Linked DNA regions of Mus musculus: regions 2 and 3 are each linked to region 1. A link is a loop called in an ENCODE intact Hi-C map of the cell type or tissue named here. Cell type or tissue: heart. All regions are shown on one strand.

The links. Hi-C counts contacts between places; a loop is a spot of excess contacts. Peaks named below come from ENCODE experiments on the same cell type or tissue, not always from the same donor. Only the 100,000 strongest peaks of a DNase experiment are listed, where the experiment ranks them.
Region 2: it touches region 1 in a loop (9-fold over the local background); 25 of 42 quality-filtered maps call a loop at or near these places.
Region 3: a loop joins it to region 1, with 2.3 times the contacts of the local background. A loop is called at or near these places in 6 of 42 quality-filtered maps.

Annotation. Positions count from the first base shown.
Region 1 is chr1:66,894,672-66,897,171 of GRCm38, reverse strand. No RefSeq gene overlaps it. Among named protein-coding and RNA genes, the nearest start is that of Gm25832, 29 kb to the right of the region's middle. In heart, CTCF peaks have their summits at 905 (motif pointing left) and 1,282 (motif pointing right); no DNase peak of the experiment used is centred here; H3K4me3 peaks cover 292 bases; H3K27ac peaks cover 467 bases.
Region 2 is chr1:66,991,800-66,994,299 of GRCm38, reverse strand. No RefSeq gene overlaps it. Among named protein-coding and RNA genes, the nearest start is that of Lancl1, 46 kb to the left of the region's middle. In heart, a CTCF peak has its summit at 1,371 (motif pointing right); no DNase peak of the experiment used is centred here.
Region 3 is chr1:66,846,420-66,848,919 of GRCm38, reverse strand. Acadl (acyl-Coenzyme A dehydrogenase, long-chain) reads left to right here. Exons shown (of 11, transcript NM_007381.4): 5 at 454-520. Among named protein-coding and RNA genes, the nearest start is that of Gm27934, 9.0 kb to the left of the region's middle. In heart, a CTCF peak has its summit at 1,239 (motif pointing left); no DNase peak of the experiment used is centred here.

The sequences.
Region 1 (2,500 bases):
GCACTGAAGATATGCACTTGCAGCCTGCCCGTGGACATTTTTATGCCTCTTTCATTTTGCTTCAACTACATACTTAACAGGAAACTAAAGGCGCGGGGGGGGGGGGGGGGGCGGGGCGGGGGGGGGTTGGGAGGATGGATACAATCCAATGATGGGTATTCAATTAAAAACTAGCACAAAGCAAGCTTCTTTCATGCAAATGTGATGGCAAGCCCGAATTTGTTTTAGCTTCCTATTACCGTCAGAGAGTTAAATGTATCCTTTCATCTAATCCTTCTGACATCACCACGAGATAATGGGCATTATTATTATTACTCCTTTTTTTTTCACAGAAGAGGAAATTGAATGTCAGAGAAAAAGAGTTCGCCTGTGCACACACAGACTATTAATGGAAGATAACACTGACCTGGAAGCTTTCCACAAACCTCAGTGCTTAACCATACTGGGACTTCACACATCAGAAAATGGGGGCAAAAATATGACCACAGATTGCTTTGGGCGTGTCCTGGACATTCCCACCCCCACCCCCACACACTTCCTCTTGGTATTCTCATAAAATTCTTAAAACACAAATTCGCCCAATTGAGAAAGGTTTCATTATATTCATCTTCACACAGCAAGCTGACGCTGTGTGGAATTTTGTTATTGGCCTGTTCTGGTTTGGGGGGTGGGGGGGGGAGGTCTGTTTTCTTTTAAGGACAGTCTGTGTCTCAGCCCACTTGTACAATAAGATCTTTACGGGAACTGGGAGACAAAAGGTTGGAGAGCCAGTTTCTAGCCATGTATTGAAGGACAAAGGCTACATGAAACCACACAAAGCTGCTGGTGTTTAAATTTATGTTGCTCTATTGCCATCTTCTGGTTTTATTATAAAATGCATTTACCATTGTCAATCAGGCTGTGGACGTAGGTGAAAAAACCCACAGCAGCGAGAACCCCAGAATGTGTACTCTGGAGGGGCGCACACAGGGTTGCTTACAGTGCAATTGATTCCCATTAATTTAGTTGTTTATTAAGATTTTCGTTTTCCTTGAAATGAATTCTCACTTAGTTTTTATGGCTGGCTCAAGCAGTGCTCTCTTGCCTCAGCTTCCTCAGGAGCTGGAATTAAAGCAGCACACCACTGCACTTAGGTTTGTTAGCTGATTTATTAATGTAACAAATATTGATGAATCTGGGTGGGGCTGAGTGCCAGCAGTAGCCAAAAGTGTAGATCCTTCTATCAGGAATGCTGGAGCCCTAAGGACATTAAGACAGACCTAGAGTCACTCAAATGTTCCACCAGCAGATGGCAGCCAGTTTTCACTGCATTCTTTCTATGTGTTTTTAATTGGCGTTCTTTGACCAGCACCATAAAGTAACTAATGCAGGCAAACAATTGCTAGCTCTTGCCTAACCCTGCTGTTCTTTGAACTTAATGTACAGCACCATTTAAGCTTTGTAGTCAGATGGACACGCACAGGCTGAAGAACATAGCTCGTTGTCACACGTAATCTCTCTTGTAAAAGCGTATCTGGTGTTAATCCCACTGGGTGAGAAGAAGAACACTATCACAATGTTTGCGTGAAATTTAAAGCAAGCTTTAGTTAAACAGTGAGCAGGATGATGGACTCTGGCCAGATCCATTCCTGCTTTCCCAGAAAATGACCATGAGTCACCTTGTGCAGAGTCTTCACAAAGGCAACCCTGTAAAGTCACAATATTTCCCAACATGTCCATTCTGGGGGAAGCACATATCCTAAGGAACTTCCTGCCTGTATACCTCCCACCTACATCCAAGCAGGGGCAAACACACACCCTGACATATTTAAATATACATCCTGATATATTTCTTGCCTAAGTACCACCACCACCACCACCACCCGACACACACACACAAACACACTCACTTGTGGTCAAGCACATCTGGTGCAGTTGGGTCAAACAAACTTGTTTAGGGAAGTGACAACATGTGGTTTGTTATTTCCTATAAACAATAGCTGCCAGCATTTCAGCAAGTATCTGTCTCTAGGCAAGGCAATTAAAACTTAAAATGTAACTTTGGCTCTTAGAAGAGGAATAAAGAAGTTTGGGCAGCTGGCGTGGGCTAGGTGACCTGGGGGTGCTGGGTCCCAGAGTGGTAGCCCTGATGGTGATGGTGATGGTGATGGTGATGGTGATGGTGATGGTGATGGTGATGGTGATGGTGATGGTGATGGTGATGGTGATGGTGATGGTGATGGTAGGGCATTCTGACGTGAGCCTTTGTGAACATTGGAGCCTGGCCAGGCAGGTGGGTCCAGAAGTTCTTCAAGAGAAGAGAGCCTCCTGCCAAGTGTTACAGCTCAGTAAAAAAGCCAGTCTCAGAACATCCTTGATAAAATGACTTGTATGATTTATTCCATGTGGACAGGGAATATTTGAACGTTAGGGAGTGGGGTGGGATTTGGGGGTTAAATGTATTCTATTGGCCGAGGCTAAGATGCTGATAATGCTCTATTTGCATGCGGAGGAATCCCAT
Region 2 (2,500 bases), 97 kb before region 1:
CTTCTGAATTTGTAGGTCAGAGAAGAAATTGAGAGAAAACACGCCTTCCCTCTTCCCTGCTGCCTTGGATTGCATGTGCACCCAACTTTTTCATGGTTTGGTTCTGTCTTCGCTCTATTGTAGGACTTTTAAGAAATCATAAACTCTATCACATTATCTCAAATATAGTCAACTGCATGCAAAGGTCACTTTAGTTTTATTTAACATTTTATAATGTATTTTAAAGAACATTTTGAAACTGCAATATCAATTCTTGCCGTGTCTGAAAAAAAAGTAATTTAACACATTTAGCAATTTGGTTGTGATTTCTTTTATCCAGGAACTTTTAAAAAGTCGAGGGATCTTACATAAAATATAGAACTACTGATTTTGGTGGGGTCTGTGGTGGGTGAACTTGTATGTATGTGTGCAGGCACACATCTGTAGAAGCCAGAGGAAGGCATAGTGCATTTTTCTCTACTACTTTCTGTTTTCTTCTCTGCCTGAGACAGGGCATTTCACTAAACCTGCAACTTACCTTGCTTGGCTAAGATGGCTGGCCAACAAGCTCCCAAGATCTGCCTGTCTCCATCCCCAATCCTGGGGTCAGAGACCTGTACAGCTGTGCTTGGTTTTTATGTAGATGCTAGGGACTTGAACTCAGGTCTTCATGCTTGCATAGAAAGCACTCTTAACCTACTGATAAAGCTCTCTAGACCCTATTTATCTTTTTTAATCGGGATTCCACAGATGACCCAGCCAGCCAGAAGTTGGGATTGAGTGTTTCATCAGAACAAAGACTGTGATGGAGAAAAAAGCAAAAATAAAAGCAAAACTATGACAGGAATCTCTATTTAAAAAAAAAAAAAAAAGCCTAAAGAATAATGAAAAGTTAGTAAAGTTAATATAAAAGCTAACTTCATTATTGTATTTTAGACTCCCCATCTATACTGGTAAGTCCATGGGTGCGCTGGGAGGGGGGGGGGTGTTCTAAATGGAAGATACTGCATCTTTGCAATTTCCTCCATGAAGATGTCCTTGAAATGATGCAGGCAGCACTATGCTCAACTGTCAAGAAGACCAGTGTGGACATAGCACTTCCCAGAGGATCTGCTCACCAGCTGAACCAGTCCCTTAGGAGAGGAGACCCTGCTGTGACTTGGAGCCAGTCAGTCTCAACTGCCACTAAGCCTCAAGGGAGGCACAAAAATGTGGCTTAAGCCACTAAGCTGAACTGAGGCTTTGCCAGGTAGAAAAACAGACTTGGAAACTGCTCTAGGACTTATTATAGACTAATGCAGTGTCTCATGCTTGGCTTGGCTCTACTTTCTATTTCTCTTGACAGAGCTTTGTTCCTGAGCTAATAATCACCAAGTCACAAACCCAGGTTTTGTCCAGCAGATGTCAGTAGAACTCAGTTCAATAATGTCTGTTAAATGAACTTGAAAAAGCAACAGGAGAGAATGGAGAAATATTAGTTGCACCAAGAATAGCTTTTTTTGGGTTGGCCTTTGAGGAAGTGGCATGGCATGAAAATTCACACAATTAAGCATGTTGGAAACACTTCAAGATCGACTATAACAAACACGATTCTGGCGCTAATATCTTCCACTTAAAAGTTCAAAGTAGTTTTAACCAGATGTCAAGTTCTAAGTCAGAGTCCAAGTCATGGCTGACATAGAAAGTGAAGGCCTGAGGATGTGGGCTCAGGTGCGGGTTATAATGCTAGATGAGGCTATTTACAAGTCGGGGGGGGGGGGTGCACGTCATCAAGTACACCAGCAGAGACAAAAGGTTGCCGTGGGGGGTCTTCCTCTGTTCTCTACCTCATTATCCTTTGAGACAGAGTCTCTCACTGAACCTGGAGTTCACTTCTTAGTGAGATCAAGGATGATCAGTCCTTCTGTCTCCATGCCCTCGGAGCTGGGATTACAGATGTGTACCACCACACCCAGCTTTTTCCAGGAATTTGGGGAATCGAGCCCAGGTGTTGAGATTTGGTCTATTGCTATATATGCTAACGCTCAATTCTCTACAGGCCTACGAGTGACTTCTCGGGTTCACGAGCTTTCGTTGTGCAAACCTTACTCCTTGATTTAAACCTAGTGGTTAGAGCAAATTGGCCTCAGCCAGTTGCTGGAGGGATTAGAGGTGGATGGATTTGGAGTGGTTGGAGAACAGAGACTAAGGGGAGAAGGAGGAAGAAGAAGGATGTGAAGAAGTCGCCATGATGGGAGATGGACTACGAGCACATGACCAGGGAAAATAGCAAGTATCTGGGGTACACTGCTGGGGAGGCAGCTAGGCTTGCAGTTAGAAGAGTAGATTAGGGGTGATCCCCAGTAATTGTCAAAGCCAAATAAAATAACCATAGTCTGAGTCTCGTTTATCTTTAAGCTAGTCAGGGATAATCTTAAATTGCCTGTATTACACCCAGGTTGTCCTGATAACAATATGAAACTTTATACACTGAGCCCTCTGCCCAACCTCTAAAACAGTTTTCTGGAGGCCACAATATTAC
Region 3 (2,500 bases), 48 kb after region 1:
CGGAGGTGTCCATGGAGGCGAGGAGAGGGCACTGGGACTGGGCTTACGGATGGCTGTGAGCCACCATATGTGCTCTGGGGAGTTGAACCTTCATCCTCTGCAAGACCAACAAGGGTTCATCACTAATGAGCCGTCCCTTCAGCCTCTGTTTTTAAAATACCCACATTTCTGATGAAGAGAGAGTGTTGAACCAGCCTGAGTAAAGGCATTTAAGTACATGGTGTTTCATAATTGTAGGAAGGTAGCAAGCCTTGAAATATCATCATGGTCTAGTTTGGAGTTCTTAAATACAGTTGGGCTTCCGTGAAATTTAAAATATATTAGATGTATTTTTAGTGTAACTTTGTGAATATTTCTAATATTAGGATTTTTAATACATGTGACCTTACGTAATAGCTTTTGCATAATTTGATTTTTTTTAATCCATTAATTGACCTTTGTTTCCCACTATAGTGACTTACAAGGAGTAAGAACGAACGCCAAAAGATCTGGGAGTGATTGGATTCTCAATGGAAGCAAGGTGTGTAAAAAAGCAGGCGTGGGTACCAGTGTCTCAGACTACCTCAACGACTACATGTCCCAGATATGATCAATCCGGGAACTAACACAGGAGGTCTCAGGAGAGTAAGACATTTATAGATTTTATATGGCAGAATCTGTAGCTACCCCCCTATGTTTCATGTTGCTTGGCCTTCTGCAAATACTGCAAAGGTGCTTTTAGCTTCCAAATGACTCCTGACAGACACAAAGAAAGAAAAGGTTTTGTTGCTCCAAAGTGAGTCAAACAATGGTGAACTTTAAGCTGATGTGGAATTGGGGGAAGGTGTCTATGAGCACTCACAGTGTAAGCGGGAGGCCTGGAACTTGGATTATTTCACCCATAGAGAAAGGTGCACACCTTGGCCCCAGCACTGAAGGACGCAGAGACAAGAGGAACAGTGGGGCTACTAGCCTAGGTGAAAATTGCAAGCCTCAGGTTTAAGGAGAGATCCTGCCTTAAAGAGCAAGGTGAAGAGTGATAGAGGAGGGTACCTTACACAGATGTATATAAACAAGTAAGTACATTTTATAAAAAGAGATTAAGAGGGAGCTGGAGAGATGGCTCAACAGTTAAGAATATTGGCTGCTTTTCTAGAGGACCTAGGTTCCGTTGCCAGCACCTACATGGGGGCTCATAACTGCCTGTTAAGTCTACATCCGGGAAATCGGATGCCCTCTTGTGGCCTCTGTGGGTACTGCATGCATATGCACAGACATACATAGAGGCAAAGTGACCATGGGCATACACTAAGATGAAAAAACAAGATGGGAAGAAAAAGTTTAAAACAAATATGAGAAACTTTCAAGAGGTCTTAAGAGCTAGAAGTGTGGACGATGGGATTCAAGAACCCTCCAGGTCTCCTGAGAATCAGCTAACTGAGAGCTCCTCAGATAGGTGCAGATGGCTCAAGAATAAACATATCCCTGAGAGGAAATGCTGCGGTTGACTAGATAGATGTTAAGGAGAGATGTTCTTTTTTAATACAAGGACTATTTGTGGATGAGTGTTCCTGTTTGGTTGTTATTATTTTGCCTGTTTCTTTGTTTGAAGCAGGGCCTTGCTGTAGAGGCCAGGATAGCTTTGAACTCATAAATCTCCTGGGTTCTCTGCCTAAGTGCTGGCAGTACAAGGATATACAACTATGTCATGTTAAGCTTGTTCAAATTTTAAGAATATTCCACCTTCTTTAAGCTAATGCTTTTATCTTTACAAAATCAAATAATATTGAGATACTGTCAGGTTCCTGAAAACCTGATTTTCAAACTTACTTTGTCAGTGTTTAGTAACAGTTTCTTCTCTGACATCAGTAATTCCTATGGAGAACTTCTCATTCTTTGATATGCCAGTGGGCATTATGAATCTCTTAAGAATTAGAGATAGTATATCTTGTATCCTAGAAAATTTCCTTTTATAGATTGTCTTGAATCACTGATATCATTCAAATCAACTTTAGGAAGCAGCTACCTAAGTGCTGTGATACGCAGACTCAGTGGTACCATCTGTACCTGGTCTGTGCAGGCCCTGGTTTCGATGTTGAATAAACAAAGCAGCTTGTCTGAGCCTGGAATTGACGGTACATTAGGAGTGCTTAGCTCAGTGTGGAAGACTGGCAAGAATTCTAGATGATGTGATACCTGAGCTTAGTCCAAGGTGCGTAGGATTTGCATTGTTAGAGTTAGAAGGGGCCTCCATAGGGGCGGAAACGTGATTTTCAAATACACATGGGTCTGGAAGGCACTGGGATGTGTGAGACGAGGGCTTCAGTAGAGCTGACCCAAGGGCAGGAAACAGAGGCAAAATAGGATGAGAGAAGAGGCAGGAGGGGTGAGCTGCCATCTGTTTGTGAGGAGTTTTTATGCCTGCTCAAAGGGTTCAGAGTGTATCTTGAAGCTAGCTGTTGAAAGATGTTGGGGTGTGACCTTGGAAGGATCACACTGCCGTATAGAGCAGCCCCTCTGG